Linked DNA regions of Mus musculus: region 2 is linked to region 1. Evidence: chromatin contacts called from ENCODE Hi-C or POLR2A ChIA-PET data. All regions are on one chromosome and are shown on one strand. The core of a region is the stretch at or near the end of the contact, and the rest is flanking DNA. Distances in the headings are between cores, read along the strand shown.

Region 1 (5,525 bases), core at 1,221-3,720:
CTCCTTCCACCATTTGAGTCCTGAGGACTGAATCCAGGTCATCAAGCTTGAAAGCAGGCTCCTTTACCTACTGAGCCACCTTGTCGGCTCCCATGTCCTGTTTCTTAGCTTCAGTTAATCTATTGCTATAAAATACCCCAGCTTGCAGGTTTGCAGATTGCTATTAAATATAAGACACAGAACTGCCTTGAGGGATCGATCCATTTGAAGTGTGAGCGAGGAGGGAAGAGAGGCCTGTTTTGAACAACTTGGCCCTTTCATCTGTCACTCTGGTTATTGGGTGGTAGTATACATCCCGGCAGGCATCCTGTCCTTCTGGTGATGAGGCAGGACATGGAGCCCTTTAGTTGCCCAGGCCTCTGGGGGAGCAATTACTACTCCCTGGCTTCTTGAGCTGTGTGTAGATGTCCTGCCCCCGTTTTTGCCCAGACTTCGCCCAGGCAATAATTTGATAATAAGAGATCCTGATTACATTAAGCAGCCATTTGCTTCTGGATGATGATGTTATAAAAGGGTTGCCATCCACACTGCCTGCTTCTCAGAGGTCAATAATAGTCTTTATAATCGAGTACAAGCAGAAGGATGCGCTGTCTATTCCTGGTCACTTTTCCTTTGTTCCATCAGAACGGGAACATGTTCTGTGCTTTCCCAGCTGGCTCCTTCTGGGCCTCACCTTTGTCGTTGAATTTAGAAGTGGCTATACTGGGAAAGTGCCTGGGCACTGAGTTTGCAAACTGCTAAACTTTGTAAATTAGGATCACGTGCTCTGGGGCTATCATCTATGGTTCTCACACACACACATATTCATGTTCACACTTGTCGTTCTTAAAACAGCAGCTTTTCCATTACTAAGATAGTCTTGGTGAATGTGTAGTGGTTCTGCCAGATCCCAGACTTAACTGGGCTGCTCTCAGTATTAGCAGTATTGGAAGTACAGCCTGTCTGTAGTATTTAGACAAGCAAGACAAGAAGGGGCTTGAAATACCCCCTAGTGTACCACTTGTTCAGCCCATTTGAGTCAGAAGTCCTGGAAACTGCTGATGCCTCATCCTGTAGGCTGTGGAGGTAATGCAGGCAGAGGGCGGGCAGGGCTGTTAATGCCCCGCCTGGTCTGGCATTGCCTGTGCGCAGCTCCCTGGGAGCTCAGAAACCACACAGAGATTGTAATTGGTCGCTAGACCACACCTAGTTGTTGAGTGCTCCAGCTGCCTGAAGACCTCTCAGCTCTGCCCAGATCTCTGGAGTGCGTACAAGTCTACTTTCACCATACCTGAGAGCGGCTGTGGAAGCTGTGGAGGTGGAAGAGTCGTGGAAACTTTGCCAAGTAAGTAAATTGGGAAGAGTGGGAAACTAGAGGCTGCCATTGATGGTAACTGCTAGGCAAGGCAGCAATGAATTTGAGCTAGCTTGTGACTCTTAGCATCTGAGGTGAAATTAGCTAAGGGCAGATGCATAAAGCATATCAAGAAAGATATGAGTGAAATCGAGTTAGTACCCATCACTTGACACCCTTCAATTTTAATCCTGACTGGCTATTAGGCAAGCATACTGGGGGCACACACAAGAAAAAATCCTTAAAATCTATCATCGACAAGGCCAGGGGAATGACGGAGGGAATGAGCAATGTCCTGCTGCTTCCCCTCCACTATGAGACAGGGCCATAGACAGGGCTGCGGCTTGAGTGAAGGGAAAATAAAACTGTCTTCCACTAGCCCATTAGCGGCACCAGCTCCATTAAAAATGCAAGAGATGGTGGGAAGAGAGGGCGGTTGGAGCCTAATACAGAGTCAGGACTGGAAAAGACCAGGCTCCTTCCCTTGTCTGAGTTCAAGTGCCAGTGAGAGTGGGGGGCAACTACTGCTTTAGACTTTCAGTGTAGGGGAGAATAGCACTTTGGGCTTCCTTGGCCTTGGAAGAGTACTGTTCATTGCGTGCAGCCTGTGCGTGCTCAGGCTCCCGGTCTCTGCAGGGCGATGCAGACCTCGTCCACCATCCACGTGCTGCAGTTGCTGCGGGAGCTGCTCGCCTTCGTGCTCCTCAGCTACACTGTGCTCATCGGGGCGCTCCTGCTGGCCGGCTGGACCACCTACTTCTTGGTGCTGAAGTGACAGCGCCCCGGCCCCGCCCTGCTCCGCCCCGCCCCACCGCGCCTCGCCGTGGCTCCGAGCTTCCCCTCCCTGGCCACACAGTCTCCCTTTCCAGGAGCGGCCCCGCCTCGCCTCGCCCCCCAGCCCGCTGCCCGCGTCACGGCGCGCGACCCGGCTTCAGCACCCGTGCACTGGAGCCTGCGGGGACCGGCGACGAAGTCGGAGCGGTTGGAAGCCAGGTGCGACCGTTAGAGCGGTTTCCTGGTGTCCCGGCCCCGCCCACTCCGTTTGTCCAATCGCAACCGCGTCCTCCTCTGGGGGCGTGACCATGAAGCTCCGGGCTCCTTGGGCCCCGCCTCGCTTGCGCTTCTGCTTGCTATGCTGCGTCACTTCCGGCGCGTGCGTCCGGCGTCGGTCCGCCGCGGGATGGCGGCTCTGAGAAGTTGGGTGACTCGGAGCGTCTGCTCTCTGTTCAGGTACGGCCGCGGTAGCAGAGGGCGGGCGGCGGCGGAGAGGAACCGGGAGCGCCGTGCCGGCCAGTGCGTCGGCCCCGGGCCGTGGTGCTGCCGCGTCCCGCCTTCTTCTGAAGTTAGAGGCGGGCCCCCGCCTTCGTCCCTCGTCCTCCATCAGGGACGGGCGCCTGAAAGTGGTTCTCCTCCCACGCATCCCGGGGGCTGGCTTTGGGGGGTCCCCAGGGACACTGAGGGACAGCCGGGCCACGGCGTTGGCTGGCAGCGCATTGTTAGAGAGAGCACGGGTCCCCGTAAACTCGGCCACCGGCGACAGCGGCTCGCTCCCGGGATTTGCTGGAGGCGACCATTGGCGACACCTGGAACCCAGGTCCCGGGGTCTAAAGCTGAATCCTGCGCACTCCGGAGAGTTTTACGTTGGCGTCAAGTTGCTAATCGGCTGCGGCGACTTTGAAACTTCTCCGCCTGGCGGGACGCTTCCACGCGCATTGACCTGTCGCTCGTGGAACTCAGATCGCATGCCCCTGACTCCCGAGTGCCGAGACTTAACTGGCCGTCCTGTGGTTTATTTTCTTAGAAGATTGCGGGCACTTCCTCATTTAGTCTCATTTACTGCTTGGTCCAAAACTCCTGCAGACCACAGAGCCTTTTACAGATTGATTTTGGGCTTTTTAAATTTTGACTTATGTTTCCAGGTACAGACAGCGTTTTCCTGTCTTGGCTAACTCTAAGAAACGCTGTTTCTCAGAATTGATAAAACCATGGCACAAAACTGTGTTGACTGGATTTGGCATGACACTGTGTGCGGTTCCTATTGCTCAGGTAAGGGACTGTCATGTGACTATTATATATAGGGTAAAGGGGCCAGGGAAAGAACGCCCGGACCCTGACTTGCCCCAGAGACTATTTCCAAGTCTTAGTGAACTCCTGAGCATTGGACAAGCTGCCACACTTTCATAGGTACCCCCTTCCATGATGCCATGTACTGTACTAAACCCGCATCTTCCGAGTGGAGCACGTTTCCCATTTTCTCATGTTATAGAAACAGTGTTCTTAACAGATTCTGCCCCCACTCCACCACCCCTGAAACTGAGCATCAGTTGAACTGGGAAGTAGACCGTTATTCTTGTACCAAAATCGAAGGGGCTAAATTTTGCACATGTGCTGCTTAACCTTTGAGGGTCCTGAGGTTAAAAATGCATTGTAAAAGAACTGAAGTGGGGAGGGTAGGCAGAAACGGGAGGAATAGCCATGTGTTTCCCAGCAGCCATCAGGCAGCTCTCACCTTGTTGTAACTCCAGTTCCAGAGAATCTGACACTCTCACACAGACACACTTGGAGGCATGCATATAAAACACCATTCATATAAATTAAAAGTATGAACTACCACCTCCTGGCCTTTTTTTTAAAAAGCACCAAAAGTCCAGGAGGTGGTAGTACACACTTTTAATTCCAGCACTTGGGAGGCAGAGGCAGACAGTTCTTTATGAGTTCAAGGCCAGCCTGGTCTACAGAGTGAGTTCTAGGACAGCCAGGGCCATTACACAGAGAAGACCTGTGTCAGAAAAGAAACAAAGTCAGCTGGTGATGTAATGTGAAGAAAAATATGGTGCAGTGGTGTGAGACAGCTTGGAGAAAGCTGACTGAGTGGCCTGGGTGAGGGAGAGGCCTTCAGCAGAAGGGGTTCCTGGCAAGCCTAGAAGGTGTATTTTGTGTGGTATGCAGCAAAGCAAAGTGGGCGGGCTGGAGTGAGGTTGGAGAGATAACCAGGGCTCAAATACTGTGACTGATCCTTGTGGCTCATTGTGGGGCTTTGGATTTTCTCTGAAGGCCTTGAAGGATTTGTTCTTGGAATATTATGATCTGGCTAATGTTCCAGTTTGATGAGGTGATAGCTGGCAGGCAGCACATGAGTGAGGGAGAGCTGTTTCCCACTTGAATTACCATTTGCTGGGACAGAGGAGTGGGTCTCCATCGGAAGAAAGTTACATTTTAGAAATGTCAGTGAGCAGCTGATAGGAAAGTGATGGGTTTTGTTTTGTTTTGTTTTGTCACTGGCTGTGTGGTTTATGGAGAAGAGCTAAATTTTGGGTTGTGGCTGAGAGCATCAGAGGGCAGCTGCAAGAAGGGTTGTCCTGCTCAGCAGCCCAAGTGTCTTCTTAACAGCTGGGTCATCTTGCCAGCCCCCAAGGTTCTTTCTGCCCCCACCTTTGAAAAACCATGGGTTTATCCTCTTCATTTTCAGCTTTTTAAGTCCTGGTTACTAGTCAGTTGTGGGCCACAGGCCTAGAGCCGCTGCAGTCACTGTCCTGTGGTGTGGACCTGCCATCAGAACTCCATGACTCTATTATGTGCTACAGAGCTGTGTCTAGTTCTGCCTGCACTGTAGTAGCCTAGCCAGTTGTGTTGCTCTCATGCCAGCCAGGCCTGCCTGCCTTCCTTCCTCCCTCCCTCCCTCCCTCCCTCCCTCCCTCCCTCCCTCCCTCTCTCCCTCCCTCTCTCCCTTCCTTCCTTCCTTCCTTCCAAGGACCTTAGCTGTTCTAGTCCTAGCTTCTTCAGTACCAAGTCACATCTCATTAAAGTCTGAGTTCCGGGTCAACTGTCCTCTTTCTGGCTGCTAGAGAGATGTATGTTTTGATGTTTGCTGACATCTGTGTAGCACTATGTTGGGTCAGTAGAACATGAGAAAGCACAGGCTTGGGAGAAGATTTGCTTTGAGGTTTAACGATGTGTGATTTATAGGGAAAGTCACATGACTACCCTGTGCATAGATTTCATTGTCTGTAAAAGTAGTGATACCCACAGTGGAAATGGGTGGAAATACTTTGTAAAGTTAACGTTATTATCCTCAGGTTTTCCAGATGCTGCGTCAAAAGTTAGCTTCCCACTTAGCCTTAAAGAGACTTCACGTGCCAGGGTTTGGTATACCCAGGAGGGCCTCCACCCATGCAGAGAAGGGGGGTGATGG
Region 2 (5,525 bases), core at 1,807-4,306, 49 kb before region 1:
GTTTCTTTTTATAGCCTTGGCTATACTAGAACTAGCTCTGTATATCATTGCTAGCCTCAAACATTTTAAAAAACAAAAACAAAACAACAAAATAAGGCCATGTGTGGCAGGCATCTGTCACTCCAGTACTTTGGAGAGGGATTCAGTCCTTCTCAGCTACATAGTGAGCTCACTACCAGCATGGACTACACGAGATCCTGTTAGAAGCTGGAAGAGGAAGAGAAATAACTGCTATCTTATCTCAAAGCACTTTGTGAGCCATTCAAATGTTAAATATATTGGATTGTCCATTGCTTTATTCGTATATTTAAAAAGAAAAAAGATGTCATTGGGACGAACAGGGTTGGGGATGGGAGCAGATATTCCACACTCCATAGCATAACAAGGAATGTGCGCACACAAGTCATTGCTAGCTTAGCACACAGGCAGGTACTATCTATCCATAGCTTGTTTGTGTTAGCTTTCTAGATGGCCTTGGACAAACACTAGCAACACTGGCAGACTGGGCTCAGGCATCCAGGTGATAAGAGGTTAATGTGATTGACCTCCTAACCAGAGGGATGACACTGGACTCACAGTTGGCTGGCCCGGTGCACCCCCATTTCCCCACCCCTGTATCACCCTTTCAGGTCACTAGCTCTCTGAACACAGCACAACTTAAAGATTCCATTCTTGGTGGGGCTGAGACACACCTTGGTGGTTAAGAGCATTGCTGCTCTTCCAGAGGCCGGCTATTGGTTTTCCAGCAACCATGGCTATAAGTCCGCTTCCAGGGGATCTGACGCCTCTAGCCTCTGAGGGTGCCTGCACTCATGTGTACAAACTCACATGCAGACAAACACAGACACCTACACATAATATGTATGTGAGTATACTGTGGCTCTCTTCAGACACACCTGGTGGGCATCAGATCCCATTACAGATGGTTGTGAGCCACTATATGGTTACTGGGAATTGAACTCGGGACTTTTGGAAGAGCAGTCAGTGCTCTTAACCGCTGAGCCATCTCTCCAGCCCCTAAAAGTAAGTTTTTAATAATTAATAATAATTTAATAATGTATTCTTGTCTCTTTTTACTGACTCTTATGAGAACTGGAAACGTAAGCTTCAGTATTCTGGTTACAGCAATGTTTGATTCCATTTATTTATTTATTTACTTAGTGATTGGGGTCAAACCAAAAGCCTTTCAAGCCCTAGCAAGCACTGTACCTGTACCGTTGTGCTATATCCCCAGACCTTGCGATAAGGCCTTACTATGTAGACCACACAGGTTCACAACTTACTCTCCTCCTCTTCTGCCTCCCCAGTGGGGATTATAGGCTGTGCTACTCCATCTCTGATTAGTAATCCACAACTCTTTAGAAACTCTCAAAAGTGTTAGTGTTTGCCTTTGAATATCTACTAAATGACTGTCTCCCCACACAGATGCTTAAAAAAAAAAACATTGTAAATAATATCTTGTGGGGGCTGGAGAGATGGCTCAGTGGTTAAGAACACTGACTGCTCTTCCAGAGATCCTGAGTTCAATTCCCATCAACCACACAGTGGCTCACAACAATCCGTAATGGGATCTGATGCCCACTTCTGGTGTGTCTGAAGAGTGATAGTATATTCATTTACATAAAATATAAATAAGAATAATACCTTGCAACAGATTATTATTCTCAACTTCAGTATCATTAACTTGCCGTGAGTCCATGGAGATCAGAAGTGGGCATAGAGGATGTGGAACTGGAATGCTGGAGTTACAGGCAGTTTTGAGCTGGAACCCCAACTCTGGTTCTCTGGAAGAACAGCGTGTTCCCACTAAGCCATCTCTCTCTCTTATTTTTTAAACTGTGTTTGCCTGAAAGTATCTATCAGTGCTGTGTGCCTTGCTCTCCTAGGTGAGAAAGGGGCACTAGATCCCGTGTTAGCATTTCTTCCAGGCTCTGCTGCGCAGTTACCTGGCAACAGCCATGTGTGCCTGACTCAATATAAAAGAGGCTGCTTGCGGCCCCCCCCCCCCCACTCTCTTACCTTCTCTCTTCCCTCTCCCTTCTCTCTCCTTTCCCCTTTCCTGTCTGTCTCCACGTGTTCCTGGCCGGCCTCTACGCCTCTATTTTCTCCCTCTCCCCCTCTCTCTTTCCCTTCCCCTTTCCCTCCTCTCCCCTCCCCACCTCCTTCCTCAACTCCCCTCCCCATCTCCCCATGCCCTAAATAAACTCTATTCCATACTATATCCGTCATATGGCTGTTACCTCATGGGGAAGGGATGTCTCAGCATAAGCTCGCAGAGGCACCACCTTCCACCTCACCATACCTCACTCTATCAAGCATATCCCTGGCTTCCTTTTCTTGTTTTATAAAACACAACACCCTGGAACCGGAGTTACAGATGGTCACGAGCTATACTGTGGATCCTGGGAACCTGGTCTATGGGAGAGCAGCAGGTGCTCTTAACTGGTGAACCATCTCTCCAGTCCATTTATTGTTTGTTTATGTGGAGACAGGTCTCACTGTGTAGCCCTGGTTGTCCTGGAGCTCGCTATGTTTACCAGGCTGGCCTTGAACTTGGAGAGATAAGCTTGCTCTGCGATTGAACCACTTACTGGGTGTAGTAAGGTGCATTTTGTAGTTTGGCCTCGATCGCCATTTTACACCAGTATTCTAGCTGTGAAGACACAAGGATGGTGCTTTTAAACGCGACAAATAACATCTAAATTCCATCCTTAAGACCTGGGGATGGTGGCTCACGTCTTTAATCCCAGCACTTAGGAGGCAGAGGCAGGCGGATTTCTGAGTTCGAGGCCAGCCTGTTCTACAGAGTGAGTTCCAGGACAGCCAGGGCTACACAGAGAAACCCTGTCTCGAAAACAAACAAACAAAGTCAATTTTCACTGCTCACCATTCTTAGGCATGGTAGGGAAATACTTTAGAAAGGGGCGGGGAGGGGACTCCTCCTCGCATGCGCACTAGGACCTTGAAGGAGCATCACTGTCAGCAGGACTCCGCCTTTCGCGTTCAATGTGCCTCAGCGACTCGGATCACGTGAACGTCCCGTCACGTGACGCAGGCGGCGTCTGGGGAAATGCGGGTGCCCGGGCAAGATGGCGGCGCACCTGTCGTACGGGCGAGTGAACCTGAACGTGCTGCGCGAGGCGGTGCGTCGGGAGCTGCGCGAGTTCCTGGACAAGTGCGCTGGGAGCAAGGTGAGGGACAGGGCCCCGGCGCCACCAAGCTTGGCCGGGCGGGACTGTGCGAGGCCGTGGGGGCGATCAGGTCGCCCGCTCAGTGACAGCCCCTGGCCGGGAGCTCCCCGACCTGCGAGACAGTTGTCCTTTCCAGCCTGGAAGCACGCACGCCCACAGCCCTCGGCACACAGCTTGTGAAAGACAAGCTGTCACTTCGTAACTTCAACATGGATCGTTTTTTGTCTAGATCGGGGACTTCATAGAATTTCCTTTCTTCCTGTTTTCCTCTCAGTGTTTGAGACAGGGTAACGCTGTGTAGCCCTCGAACTCACTGAGATCCACCTGTCACTGCCTCTGAGTGCTGGGATCGGCTCTCCATTTTATTTTTGAGCCTATTCCTGGCTATATAGACTGTTCCTGCCGGCACTCCTCCTTTCTCTCGCCTCTGGCACTACAGGCATGAGCCATGCTGTGAGGTTTTCTTTTAAGCATTTTTTCCCTCTATTCTGAGATTTATTAATCATACCCCATCCCTCTACAGGGAATGGGAAGTTCTAATCTGAAGAAAAAAACAAAACAGATGCTCAAAGAATCAGTTTTGGGCCCGGCAGTGGTGGCGCACGCCTTTAGCCCCAGCACTTGGGAAGCAGAGGCAGACGGATCTCTGAGTTCGAGGCCAGCCTGGTCTACAGAGTGAGTTCCAGGACAGCCAGGGCTACACAGAGAAACCCTGTCTTGAAAAAACCAAGAACACTCCCTACCCCCACCCACCCAAAAAGAATCAGTTTTGTAAACATAGCTCCAACTAAGTCATTGAGTCAAAAAGGCAGATTATTAAATCACAGGGGGCAGTATTAAACTGAAAATGATGTCGAAATCAGATATAATAGATTGTGTGGACCAGGTTTACAAAGTGTTTCTCCTGGAGGAAGCAGGGATCTTTGATGCCAGTATCATGAAATTTCCCCCTTTGTGGAAGGTTCTTTTCGACCCTTAGGCTATAATGTGACCAGAGCCTTTAAAAATCCTAACTCTAACTTTTAGAAGAATATTCTGGAAAGGTGGCTTAGAGGTGAAGAGGGAGTGTAGCTCTTCCAGAGGAGCCCAGATCAGTTGCTGGCACCTACAGACAACCACTTGTAACCCCAGATCCTTGGAAATTTGATGGATCTGGCCTCTGAGGGGAACCGCACCCACCTGCACATACCCAGGCACAGACACATACAACTAGACATAATTAAAGTGGGGGTGGGGCAGGGAAAATATTAAACCTTATAAAATTATATTCTTACTGGTTATAACTGCCTTTTCTGTTGCTGGTGGTGGAATTTCTGAGTGCTTCTCCCCTCTTACAGGCAATAGTGTGGGATGAGTACTTAACAGGACCATTTGGACTGATCGCACAGTACTCACTACTAAAGGTAATATGCATATGCGATTTATCCAAGAATTAATAATTAATCTAGCCTAGTGCGGGTAATGGGATTCTAACATATCTTCCTGAATAATCACTTGCAAAGCTATCTGAGCTGAACAAACACTGGTATTAATACATGATTAACATTCAGCCTAGAGGGTGCCGCTCAGTGGTAGTGTGCTTGCCTGGTATGCACAACATGCCGAAATTGATGTCCAGCATCCCACGGGTGGGGGGGGACGGGGGACGGGACGGGACGGACGGACGGTACAGAAACAACCATTTTGCGCACAAGCACTGTTTTGTGTGACTGTGCCGCAGAGCCTTGGCCGGTATGCTGTGTCAGAATGGTTGGCCTGCGGATGCAGAAACAACGGCTTTATCTTTCAGCTTGGTCCTTCATGTGTTTGGTTGGTTGGGACTCTGAATTACTTACCGATCTGAGAAGGACAGAGTCCAGGGTTCTTACTGGTCTTCTGTGTGTGCTTGCTTTCCTAGGAACATGAAGTGGAAAAAATGTTCACACTTAAAGGAAGTCGTCTGCCCGCAGCTGATGTCAAGAACATCATTTTTTTGGTCAGACCCAGGCTAGAGCTGATGGACATAATTGCTGAGAATGTACTCAGGTACCTCGGAGTTTTGTGGTTTAAAAGACGTTGGGCTTTAAAAGTTTTTTGTTTGTTTGTTTTACATTTGTTTGTTTGTTTTTCTATTTACTTTGGAGGATGGTAGGTGCCTGTGTGGAGGTCAGAAGACGACTGGTAAGAATGAGTTCTGTCCTCCCAAGGATGTCCCAGGGATTGAACGCGGGTCATTAGGTTTGGCGTAGGCGCCTTCCCCTGCTGAACTCTTCCTGTCCAAGTGTCTTTATAAAGACTTTAATGTTCCGAGTACCTTCATTCACCCTCTTGTCAGAGTGTTGGACGGCCATCATT

What was found. A loop is a pair of places that touch in the nucleus more often than their neighbours do. ChIA-PET counts read pairs that join two places held with the same protein, here RNA polymerase II (POLR2A).
Region 2: a loop to region 1 is called in a map of T-helper 2 cell, with 2.4 times the contacts of the local background. The contact joins the promoter of Vps33a here to the promoter of Diablo in region 1. A Hi-C loop is called at or near these places in 7 of 37 maps with a recorded cell type or tissue (CH12.LX, ES-E14, T-helper 17 cell and 4 more). POLR2A ChIA-PET finds 5 or more read pairs at or near these places in 3 of 5 experiments (Patski and embryonic stem cell).

The regions. Positions count from the first base shown.
Region 1 is chr5:123,521,109-123,526,633 of GRCm38, reverse strand. It overlaps Diablo (diablo, IAP-binding mitochondrial protein), which reads left to right and starts at 2,470. Exons shown (of 6, transcript NM_023232.3): 1 at 2,470-2,563; 2 at 3,253-3,379. The coding sequence starts at 2,514. Mir7647 (microRNA 7647) reads left to right here and starts at 3,939; the gene lies at 3,939-3,997.
Region 2 is chr5:123,570,546-123,576,070 of GRCm38, reverse strand. It overlaps Vps33a (VPS33A CORVET/HOPS core subunit), which reads left to right and starts at 3,056. Exons shown (of 13, transcript NM_029929.3): 1 at 3,056-3,191; 2 at 4,529-4,594; 3 at 5,089-5,216. The coding sequence starts at 3,090.